Linked DNA regions of Mus musculus: regions 1 and 2 are each linked to region 3. Evidence: chromatin loops called from intact Hi-C (ENCODE). Cell type or tissue: left cerebral cortex. All regions are shown on one strand. Region 1 overlaps Gpr83 (G protein-coupled receptor 83). Region 2 has its middle 27 kb from the start of Izumo1r. Region 3 has its middle 41 kb from the start of n-TKctt4.

Region 1 (4,000 bases), 130 kb before region 3:
ACCATGTGTTTTCTGATGGTCGTGACCCACAGGTTGAAAACCTTGAGAACCACCGGATTAGACCATATTAAAAAGTAAGAGTCAGGTTCAGAAATGCGCACGCTTTGCCATGATCATGTGACCAAGAATGATCACATTAGGTCCAGCATGTGTCTAGCTCCAAGATCAAGCTCTTATTGCTAGAGTGTCCTGCACTGTGATGATTTAAACAGACCTACAAAGCAAGTATCCTCCAGATAAAGAACCAATGTTTGCTCTGAGAGGACCCAAGAAGCATGATACGGCCCAATAGAGAACTGGCTCCAAAGACCCACACTCAAAGTCCCCATTCAATGTGAGGAATGGCTTTCAAGTAAAAATAAATGTTCAAAGTGGACAGAGCTGCCAAGGACACAGTGTCCCATGTCACCAGCCACATCTAAGTGCATCTGGTGACAGCTTGAAAAGAGTGTTCCTGAAGGAATTTACACATTGGTTGAGGGATGGACTGCCCAAATTTGAGATCGCTCTATTTCCAAACTGCCTTGATCATGTTAGAATCAGGTCTTCCCATAGCACAGGTATGCCACAACCCGCTGAGGAAAGTTTGCACACAACTGTTCCTTACCTCTGGTTAGTCTCCACCAATTCCATCAGAGATCTGGAGAACCTCTGCCCCAGGAACGAGTCTCACATTATTTAAGCTTCTTAGAAGAGTTGATTGGCTAAAACACAATATCAATTCCAAGACACATTTTGGCTCCATGTCTGCGATATAGGTTCCCTTTGAAGTGCATGGAAATCAGTCTGGGTTGGAATTTAGTAATGGGTTTAGTGGGTGGCATCAAATCAGCCACCCACTCTTCTTGCAGTGGGTGACAAGCGATTGCTCCTTATGGTCAGAACCCTCTATACCGTCCAGGGTCTGGAACTACAGAAGATGGTCAGGCCTCGAGGAGATGGGGGCGAGCTCAGGTCCCCTTCTGTCACCTTTGTACCCTCCTCACTCTGCCCTGCTCTTTTCACTTGCAAGAGGCCTTGGGACTTCCAGGAGTCACAGAGTCTACATGACACCCTCTTCCCACCCCTGGAGGTGAGCTGCTGTGGTAGGGGTGACCTCCATTTAACTCCTTGACTGCCTAGTGCCATGCGGGCATCACCAGGGAAAGTAAAGGGTACACAGCCTTTAATAAACAAGACCTGGGCTCTTACCTGCTTTCACCCTCAGCTGTGAGACCTTCACGTGTTTTCTAGGTCATCATGCATCCACTGAAGCCTCGGATCTCCATCACCAAGGGTGTCATATATATTGCTGTCATCTGGGTCATGGCTACCTTCTTCTCTCTGCCACATGCCATCTGCCAGAAACTGTTTACCTTCAAGTACAGGTGAGAAGTGTTAGTTGGAGTAGCCTGGGGCTCAAGGGAGAGTGTACCATGCTGACCTCCAGAATAGACCTGGCCCACAGTCACTGGGACTAAACAGGAGCCCCCTCTGGATGTGACTCTCGCTGTCGAGCGCACGTGCCTCATGAGCTGTTCTTGCCAGTTCTCATCCTGTCTCGTGGCCCATGCTGAGTCCCTGCATCCTCTTTTCAACCCACCCTTGCTTTCTAGTCCGTTTGCAAGGGCAAGGCAGTAGTTACCAGGTTCTGCCACCAGGGAGTGTGTGCTCACACAGATAACCACTCAGCCCTGTTTAAAATAAGCAAGAATTCCCTGCTCGCAGAACTTAGAAAGAAAATAAGCATGAGTATATGCTTCTGAGGCAGGATTCCCTATCCCCCCACTACCCAGTTTGATCCTTAACATATGCTCCTACCAAATGGTAAACTCCTTCTTTCAAACACTCAGTTAAAAACAACAACAGAACCCACACCTACTTCATAATCGCCTTTCTCCATGGCAGACTGCACAGAAGGAAGAGCGATCTCACTTTGAACTCATGATCTCTCTGAGTCGATCCCTAACTCTGCCTCCACACTGCAAACCTGCAGTACACATTCACCAACAGTGAACCAAGGAGGGAACTTTGAGTGGTTTTGTCATCTTACAGCTTTCCCCTGGGAAACAGCTGCCTCCTCCTTCCGTTTCTAGAAAGAATGTGTAAGGAAGCTAGTAAGGCCTGGACAGGGCTAGAGGCATGTGTACTGTACCACCTGCTCTCCTGACCTTCCATCTGTTTTAATGGTTGCTCTTTGGGGTGAGCACTGATTACAAAGGGGACTCAAGAAAGAGCTGGTTTCCTAAGCAGGGACATCGCTGTTTCATTCCTTCATTGATCCGTTCATTCATCATTCATTCATTCATTCATTCATTGAATATCTGTGGACCCACTGTGTCCAAAAGGTAATGCCAGGTTTAGGGGACACAGAGTCTGGAGTCTTCCTGACCTCTATAAAATGTTCCATGGAGAGTGAAGCATGATGGGATGCTTAGGCTGCATACCAAAAAGGCTGTGACAGATTGCCCAGCCTTAGGTAGGGAGGCCAGCATTCCTCCATAGGACATGGTAATACTGACACCCTCACTCATAGCCAGTCATCTTCCTTCCTCCTCTACCCCCCAACCCCTGGCTCAGTGAGGACATTGTGCGCTCCCTCTGCCTGCCGGACTTCCCGGAGCCAGCTGACCTCTTCTGGAAGTATCTGGACCTGGCCACCTTCATCCTGCTCTACCTACTTCCACTCTTCATTATCTCAGTGGCCTATGCTCGTGTGGCCAAGAAGCTGTGGCTCTGTAACACCATTGGCGACGTGACCACAGAGCAGTACCTCGCCCTGCGACGCAAGAAGAAGACCACCGTGAAGATGCTGGTGCTTGTGGTAGTCCTCTTTGCCCTCTGCTGGTTCCCTCTCAACTGCTATGTCCTCCTCTTGTCCAGCAAGGCCATCCACACCAACAATGCCCTCTACTTTGCCTTCCACTGGTTTGCCATGAGCAGTACTTGTTATAACCCCTTCATCTACTGCTGGCTCAATGAGAACTTTAGGGTTGAGCTTAAGGCATTGCTGAGCATGTGCCAAAGGCCACCCAAGCCGCAGGAAGACAGGCTACCCTCCCCAGTTCCTTCCTTCAGGGTGGCATGGACAGAGAAGAGCCATGGTCGGAGGGCTCCACTACCTAATCACCACTTGCCCTCTTCCCAGATCCAGTCTGGGAAGACAGATCTGTCATCTGTGGAACCCGTTGTGGCCATGAGTTAGGGAAAGCTGGAAGTTGGTGGGGGAGGGTTCTTTCCTCTCACAATTGACCAGACACTAACAGAGTTGGAAAGTAACACAGAAGCAGTGAGATGCTTGGGTTCCTAGGAACCTGTCCAGCCCCATCTGATTTGCAAACTTTCTAGAAGATGCCATGAGGTGGTGTGTGTAGATCTTTGAGCAAGAGCTCTGGAAACCACCTCAGCTTCAACAGAGGCTGGTCCAGTCAACCACCTCCAATTGTGTAGCATCTGCCACCTTGCCCTTCCTACTGCTGAGCAACCACAGGGGGACTTGAGCCATACTATTGGTGGGCCTGCCCCACATGCTCAGAAAAGAACAGGCACAAAGGCTTTCTGAAGTCATTGGAACAGGAATAATCACACAGCTTCAGTGACCTTGGCTCTATCCATGACCAGACAGGACCCATTTTGGCTTCTTAAAAACAAAGAGAAATTAGTATTGCCACTTTGAAAAGTTCAGAAAAGTAAAGAAATGAGTTCAGCCCTCAATTTGTAAAAAAAGGAAAAAAGAAAAAAAAAAGAAAAAGAAAGAAAAAAGCCTGTTAATATGCTGTAAATTTATCTGTAGCTTTGCCTTCTGTGTGTGTACATTTGTACTTTTAAAATCCTGAACTACACGTGTCCATGTAGATTGTAATAATTAGCAAGAAACTGGAATATATCAGAGTATTATTGAATTCCTCCGTAATGAATGGGGCCCCTCAGTAAATGAGAATAGAAGGGAGAGGAGAGGAGAGCAAGGTGAGGGTCAACTCTGTCTTGTAACTAGCGATGGGTGGGGCCTAGCCCCACCCTA
Region 2 (4,000 bases), 68 kb before region 3:
TGTTTAGATCTGGAAATCCCCTAATCTCCCTCTTCTCCTTTCCCCCCTGAGGGCCTATAAAAACTGGGAACTCTTTCCCCTCGAGGACGACTCCTCTACCCCTGCGTGGGATATGAGTCGTCCCCAGAGCTCTGGCTTTCCCCGAATAAAGCCTCATGTGGTTTGCAACAAGCTCGGTCTGTCGTGAGTTCTTGGGTGTCCGCTATTGTCCTGAGGCCTGAGCAAGGGGCTCCTCTCGGAGTCTTTCAAGGTATTACGGGATTCTCCGGTAGTACTATGTCCAATTTTCTGAGGAACCACCAGACTGATTTCCAGAGTGGTTGTACAAGCTTGCAATCCCACCAACAATGGATGAGTGTTCCTCTTTCTCCACATCCTCGACAGCATCTGCTGTCACCTGAATTTTTGATCTTAGCCATTCTGACTGGTGTGAGGTGGTTTCTCAGGGTTGTTTTGATTTGCATTTCCCTGATGATTAAGGATGTTGAACATTTTTTCAGGTGCTTTTCTGCCATTCGGTATTCCTCAGGTGAGAATTCTTTGTTTAGCTCTGAGCCCCATTTTTTAATGGGGTTATTTGATTTTCTGGAGTCCACCTTCTTGAGTTCTTTATATATATTGAATATTAGTCCCCTATCTGATTTAGGATTGGTAAAGATCCTCTCCCAATCTGTTGGTGGTCTTTTTGTCTTATTGACAGTGTCTTTTGCCTTACAGAAGCTTTGCAATTTTATGAGGTCCCATTTGTCGATTCTCTATCTTACAGCACAAGCCATTGTTCTTCTATTCAGGAATTTTTCCCATGTGCCCATATCTTCGAGGCTTTTCTCCACTTTCTCCTCTATAAGTTTCAGTGTCTCTGGTTTTATGTGGAGTTCCTTGATCCACTTAGATTTGACCTTAGTACAAGGAGATAAGAATGGATCAATTCACATTCTTCTACATGATAACTGCCAATTGTGCCAGCACCATTTGTTGAAAATGCTGTCTTTTTTCCACTGGATGGTTTTAGCTCCCTTGTCAAAGATCAAGTGACCATAGGTGTGTGGGTAGTCACTTCTGTCACATGTGGTATTGGGAAGTTTATTAGATCTCTCTGAGTCTGGTGTCCTCAACTATAATATTTGGTTATACAAACCTTAAAAGTTCACTTAATAGCCTTAAGGTCATGGGAGTTGGTTTAGTAAGCAAAAACATTTGCCAACCTGAGTTGGATCTCCAGGGCCCATGTGAAGAAGATATATGTCTTCTGAAGGTTACTCATGGACTTCCACATGTGTGTTATAGTATGGATGCCCTTACACACACATATGAACACATACACACACAAAGAAGCATACAGACACACACAGACATGCACTCAAATTCAAACACAGAGACATACACTCAAACATACACACACACAGACACCCAAGCACACACACAGACACATACTCAAACAGACATATAGATAGTCATGCACACCCACAAACATGGGAGCACTCCCACACAGAGACACATATACATACATATGCAGACACAGATGCACACAGACATACACCTGCATACAGACACAAGACACACAGAAACACACAGAGACAAAGACACACACAAATACACAAGCACACAGACATACATACACAGACACACACAGAGAGACTCACACAAGCACACAAAGATACATAGAAGCACAAGCAGACAGACAGGCCGACACATAGACATACACACACACACACAGGCTCACATATAAGCACAGGCTCACACACAGAGATATAGACATATACATTGAGACACAGGCTTACACACAGACATGCACAAAAACACACGTATAATTTCAAAAAGATCATTTAAGGCTTGTATAAATTAATGCTTAGTGTGGGCCTGGAACTTTAGTAAACAATTCCTCCTCCTCCTTCCTCCTCACTCCTCTTCCTCTTCTTTATCCTCTTCCCAACTCCTCAAAGCTCCTCTAACCCTCTGGAGGGTCTCAAGAGGAGGACACTCTTGGTTTTTTGTTTGTTGTTTTTTGGGTTTTTTTGTCTTGTTTTTGTTTGCTTTGTTTGTTTGTTTGTTTTAGTTTTTCGAGACAGGGTTTCTCTGTGTAGCCCTGGCTGTCCTGGAACTCACTCTGTAGACCAAGCTGGCCTCGAACTCAGAAATCAGCCTGCCTCTGCCTCCCGAGTGCTGGAATTAAAGGCGTGCACCACCACCGCCTGGCTAGGACACTCTTGTTTTATGATCATTTTGAAAGGGTGGACAGGGGAAGGAAACAAATCTATCTAGCATCTGTTCTAGGGTATCTTGTCTCGATTCCTTTTGCATGTGATGTAGTCAGATTCCTGTAGAGGGCACGAGCTGGCAGATACTACTAGAGAAATCAGATTTGTTAAACACACAGGCTTTTTTTTTTTTCTTCAACAGAAAAAATTAACATGTTTCCCATCTAGACGGCTGGGAATGGATGTATTAACACCTAGTAATCTTTGCTCTTCTGTAAAGGCAGCCCCACTGAATCCCCCCGAATCCGGAGCACTGTTCTCAGTCAGCAGAACCCATTCTTGTGGAAAAGGTCACAGGCGCTTTACTAAAGAGCTCTGCTTTGCCAGAGAGTTTTGATGCAGCCAAACTTAAAGCTTTGTTGTGAGAATTGTCACAAGGACACTTATCCCCAAAGTTTTACTGCTTAAATGTGTAGGAAACAAATAGCTTGGTGTCAGATTCCAGAAGTTTTGAGCTAGCCCCAGCTAAGTCTTGCTGAGTCATTTCACTGCTGGTCATGAGGCTTGCAGAGACCCCCACAGTTTCCATTTTCATTCTTCACTCCCCACACCAGAATATTCTTTGTGATATCTTTAGTGTTTTTATAATCTGTCCTGATGAAGAAGGTTGAATAAGGAAACCGGCCCTGCAGATTCAGTGATTCTCTGTAACATTTTAGTCATCGATCTTAGCACCACGTCTAATGACTTCCTCTTCCTTGGCAAAAGACAAAGATGTCAATGACAGGTCACAGGGTGAGCAGTGTAAAGGAACGCAGCTTAATTGCAGTGGGAATGAAGAACTGCGTCAGAGACTGGGCAGACAATTTTACTCTGTGTGGTCTCTTTCTCTATAACACGTGTGCTCAGAATGCCTAGAACCACTCATCACTGATGGATTATCTCAACAAATGCCTGTGTTGATGAGCCAGCCAGCCAGGAGGCAAGCATGTGGAATCGGAAGTTCTGTGTTTAAATTCTAGCTGTGGGCTTGTCCTTTAGTGTCTGACCATTGACCAATAACCCTTCCTGGCCTCACGTTCTCATCTGTAATTGGTGGCAATACCTATCTGCCTGAGAGCAGTCAACAAGGAGTAAATGAGAAAATGTGTGGAAGTTGCCTGGTGCTGTAGAGAGACCTCGTTCTTGTGAATAAAAGATTTCAGAAACAGACTCAGATGGAAATCCCAAAACAATTTGATCAAAATTTGAGAGAAAAACAATAGCAAAGCCAAGCTAAAAGTCCCCGAAGCTGCTAGAGAGAAAAGCCTTAGGTTAGACAAGGAGGCAGAGAGACACTGGGAGACCTCGAAGTGATTAGGAGAGCATGCCTTGACTTACAGCCAGTATCCAAAAAGATAAAGAAAAGTAAAGGGAAACCAGCTGAGTGCAGAGATGAAGACTACTTTCAGAGAGCATCCCAGTCTTGACTCTTGTGTTAAATGACACAAGACTGTACCATGGAAACAGAGAAATAGAGACAGTTTACTAATGGTAGGAAAGCATGCCTAAGAGGGAGAGTGCGCTTGAGAGCTGAGGACAGAGAGGGAAAGCATTCAGCCACGCAGAGAATACAGCTCTTTTTTTTTTCAATTTTTTTTATTATGTATTTTCCTCAATTACATTTCCAATGCTATCCCAAAAGTCCCCCATACCCTCCCCCCCCCCACTTCCCTACCCACCCACTCACACTTTTTGGCCCTGGCGTTCCCCTGTACTGGGGCATATAAAGTTTGCATGTCCAATGGGCCTCTCTTTCCAGT
Region 3 (4,000 bases):
AAGAGAAAACCATGTGACCAGGAAGCCGGGCAGTCACATCATCTCTGTGCCTAAGTGGAGCAGAAGCAGCAAAGAACAGAGAGGGCCTCAGCGCTCCATTTATTCTGGTATTCTCTGAATTTCCTTTCGCCTTTTAAAAAATTATTTTTGCAGTGAATATGTCATCTTTGCCTCATCCTTCTAAATTAGAAATAAAGTAAGATTATCTGGGCAGCCACCACTTGGCCAAGTCACCAGGCAGGGAAGGATGCCAGGGGCCCTAAGCCTGGATCCTGCATAATAAAGGCCAGGCACAGGGTCTCTGCATCATCCAGGCAGCGGTGTGCAAGCCCTGGAGGGTGGGCTTTCCCATCCCCCAGCTCCTTCACCATTCCATCTCAGGCTGGGGGAGGTTCATGCCCATCTGGTTTATTCTCTGGGGTTCTCTGAGTCAAGACTATTCCTGGGTCGCTTTGACAATACCCACACCACCCTCACCCATCTGCCCAATCTTTGTTTCCACCTGTGCAGGGCTGGGAGCTAGAGCCCCGAGGACAGCAGAGCCACGGGCTTCTAAGGAGTAAAGGTCTCTCTTAGCAACTGCCCCTTCCAGGGTTCGTCCTGAAGATGGACTTCCCACCCTTCAAAGACCTTTCTTTGCATTTACAGTTATTTCTGAGGCCAACAGGAAGCTACTTTCTGGGAATGCAGCTCAGTAAAGCACTCGTCTAGTATGCACAGTACCCTAAATCTGCTGCTTAGCATCGCATAAACCCGGAATGGTGCTCCAGGCCAGTGATCCCTGTGTAGTTCAAGGTCATCTTTAGCTGCACAGTAAGTTTGAAACTAGTCTGGACTATCTGATGCCCTTTCCTTACACAAACAAATAAACAAACAAACATACTGCTCCTATCTGATGAGTTCCCACTGAGTGTCAGATATAACATCTCACAACAACAACCCTGAAAAACAGAGAGGTTGATTCCTAAGGCCAATTCAGGTATTAGAGAGAAGATTCCAAACCAGATTTTCTAGTGTTAAAACCCAAACTGAACCCTTTTCTGCTGGTCATGAGACATTTTCCATTGTGCACCCATAACTTGAGTTCTTCTAGTTGTCAAATCAAATATTTTATACAACAGCTCCCGAGTGCTTGGTGAATGCTGGTTCTGGGCTTAATGTTTCTATTTAATCTACTTTAATTATCAACCATACCCTTGATTCTTGTGAGATTCAAGAAGAAACTGGAGCCTACCATAGTCAGGAGCTAAGGTCACCCAGCAGTCACAGGCAGCAATCATGACAACACATTCTTCCTAGGGTGCTTCACCCCAAAACGAGGGGAGCATGCTTCCTGCATCGTGGTGACTGCGAGACCTAATTTAAGTTTAAATGCCTGACACAGCAGCACTCGGGAAACGCTGCTTCCCTTTCTTCCCTGTCCAAGGAGAAGCAGGAGATCCACAAGCAGAGACAGTGCGGTGCAGAGTTTGTTCAAGCTGCTCACTGCAAAGCTGCTTCTTGGTGTAACTATCGATGAAAACTAGGCATGCACTTTCCTTAGCCTTCTTCTTACTTAGAAAAAGCAGCAGATGTGTGGGAGCATGTGAACACACCACAGTTCTCCGATGTTTCAGAAGTCAGTTCTTGCCTTCTATCTTGAGGTAGGCTTTCTCCTGTTCTGTGTCCATGCTGCGTGCGCCTAGTGGTTGGCTGGTTCTTGTCTCTCATCTTTTTCTAGGTGTGCCGGGATTACACATTCGTGCCACCAGATCTAGCTTTTCACATGAATTCCAGGGAATGGACTCAGGTGGCCAGGTTTCTGTAGCTGAGCCAGCTCCGTCCCCCTTCTTACTTTCTATGCCATTGCTCCTAGGAAACACTATGAGCCAGAGGCTTGGTAGAGGAGGGGTTTGAATAATCTGTAAAATGAATGTTGATCTCATTTGGATGGGATTTTCAGTACTTTAAGGTACTGAAGGCTTTTCCTCATGGGCTCTTGGTGTCTAGGAGAAACCAAGCATCCTGCCTCTTCACACCAACTCAGTCACTGACCCTGGCTAACTCATTGAATGGGTCAGGAGCTCAGCAGAGTGCTCTGCAGATGAGCTGGGGGCCATGGAGATTCACCATCTGGCATCAACAACAGGCCCAGAAGCAGGCCCAGGTCTACTAGAAAGATCTGAGAGGAATTTATGTGGAACTTCAAAAAATTGAGTATGAAAGATGTAAAACACCTCATCATTTTTATACTGAAATGCCGTGCTGAGCTAATCTGGGTTATTAAGATGTTTAGGGATGATGGTTAACATTCATTTTGTCCATTTCAAGTCTGGATAAACAATTTTGAAAATCACATACACGCCTTCCATTGTATCCCACCGGACAAGCTGTCCAAACCTGAGTTTTGCTTGTGGCTTACTCTTTTTCTCTCTTTCTCCTGCTTCCTCTTGCAGCAGCCAGAGTTTTAGGTAATTTCTTTTTTCTAAAATGAAACTTCTCTCAAGGGGTGGTAGTATTATAAAGTGCTTAGACAGATGAAGAGCCTTGAGGGCTTCTGTACTTAGCAATGTTTCCTTTGTAACAGGCACTTCTCATATTCAGAAAGAACAAATGAGATCAACGCTAAAATGTGAGGTTTCTTACTTCTGAAATTGCCATCAGAATTTCCTTTTATGTTCCTGAAGTTTCCATGGAAGCTTGGGCTCTATAAGACCATCTTCACTTAGAGGTAATGCAGATTTCATTTCTGGGGTTTGGGAGTGATTTTCAACAGCACTTTAGTTCCTCTTGTTTCTCAGTTTTTGTGTGTGTCTGAGAAAAGACACACGGAAACTTTAGAAATTGGCTCTTGAAAGGGATGCTTTGCTTGTCTTTTTCTGACAGGCCGGCCCCCTCATTTCCCCGAGGGGCCTACCTGTCCCATCTCTGCAATGACACAAAGGAAGAACACTGTATACCCTTCCTCTGCTTTGCTTTCATGAAGAGCCCGCCAGAACACAGGTGCTATCAGAGGGCATATGAAACAGAATGTCAACAATTTCTCATCCTAGAGTTTAGCTGCTATAACCCAGTTTCATCTGGAAAACCCCAGAGCTGTGGACCCAGGTCAGGCAGCCAGTAGCTCCTTCTTTCCCTCCTAGACCCCTGGGTGACCAGAGGGCGTATCATAGAATAAACCTCCCTTAGATGGATAAATACTGAGAACAGGTATCCCCTTCCTTATTATAGCAGTCAGCACTCTGCTGTGGTTTGAAGAGAGCTGTCCCCATAGGCTTCCTACTTGCTTCCCAGTCAGTGGTGGAGTTTGGGAAGAGGAGCTTCACTGGAGGAAGTACATCACTAGGGTCGCTTTGAGGCTGTATAGCCCTCCCCATCCCCAATCCTGTTTCTCCCCCTGCAGATAAGCTGTGGTTGGGTCTCTTCTCCTGCCAGGGTACCTTCCCTGCCTGTTGCCATGACTTCACAATGGACTCCCTCCCTCTGGAACTGTTAAGCCTAAGCAAACCCTTTCTTCTCCATGTTGCTTTTTGTCAGGGTGTTTTTTATCAGACCCAGAAGACGCTCAACACTCAGCTGCGCCTAACAATATGGAGTATTAAAACCTTGGAAGAGAATGAGCCTGGCTACATGGGTCAGCAAGCCCAAGTGTGAGCAGGAGACTACAGCCAAGGACAGGTACTGGGGGGAGTTTCAGAAAGACTCTGGGTTAGGTTCTCAATTCTTAATGTAGGGGGATAGAGGAATGAGGGGTGTGTACTTGGCTGCCTTAAACTGGCCAAGATGAGTAACTGGCCTAGGAAAGTCCATGTCTGACACATGCTCCCCGCTGCACCTAGCAATCTCAGGATTCGCAGTAGTGAGGCAAGTAACCCTTGCATTGGACTAGGTGCTGGAGTACAGGGACAGGGAGCTAAGCTCCTTCCTGGGCTTACCCAGACAGCGAGAGGGACAGGCGTCAGCAGAGGTTAGTGGGAAAGTGGGGGCACTTCCCGCAGAGGTATTAGTTAGAGCTGAATGT

Evidence for each region. Peaks named below come from ENCODE experiments on the same cell type or tissue, not always from the same donor. Only the 100,000 strongest peaks of a DNase experiment are listed, where the experiment ranks them.
Region 1: a loop joins it to region 3, with 3 times the contacts of the local background. A loop is called at or near these places in 3 of 42 quality-filtered maps.
Region 2: it touches region 3 in a loop (2.0-fold over the local background); 3 of 42 quality-filtered maps call a loop at or near these places.

Annotation. Positions count from the first base shown.
Region 1 is chr9:14,865,616-14,869,615 of GRCm38, forward strand. Gpr83 (G protein-coupled receptor 83) reads left to right here. Exons shown (of 4, transcript NM_010287.3): 3 at 1,234-1,367; 4 at 2,560-4,000. The coding sequence ends at 3,184. Among named protein-coding and RNA genes, the nearest start is that of Gpr83, 7.4 kb to the left of the region's middle. In left cerebral cortex, a CTCF peak has its summit at 1,638; a DNase peak (open chromatin) is centred at 1,633.
Region 2 is chr9:14,929,081-14,933,080 of GRCm38, forward strand. No RefSeq gene overlaps it. Among named protein-coding and RNA genes, the nearest start is that of Izumo1r, 27 kb to the left of the region's middle. In left cerebral cortex, a CTCF peak has its summit at 2,334 (motif pointing right); a DNase peak (open chromatin) is centred at 2,392.
Region 3 is chr9:14,997,436-15,001,435 of GRCm38, forward strand. No RefSeq gene overlaps it. Among named protein-coding and RNA genes, the nearest start is that of n-TKctt4, 41 kb to the left of the region's middle. In left cerebral cortex, CTCF peaks have their summits at 1,671 and 1,908; DNase peaks (open chromatin) are centred at 71, 411 and 1,533; H3K27ac peaks cover 1,963 bases.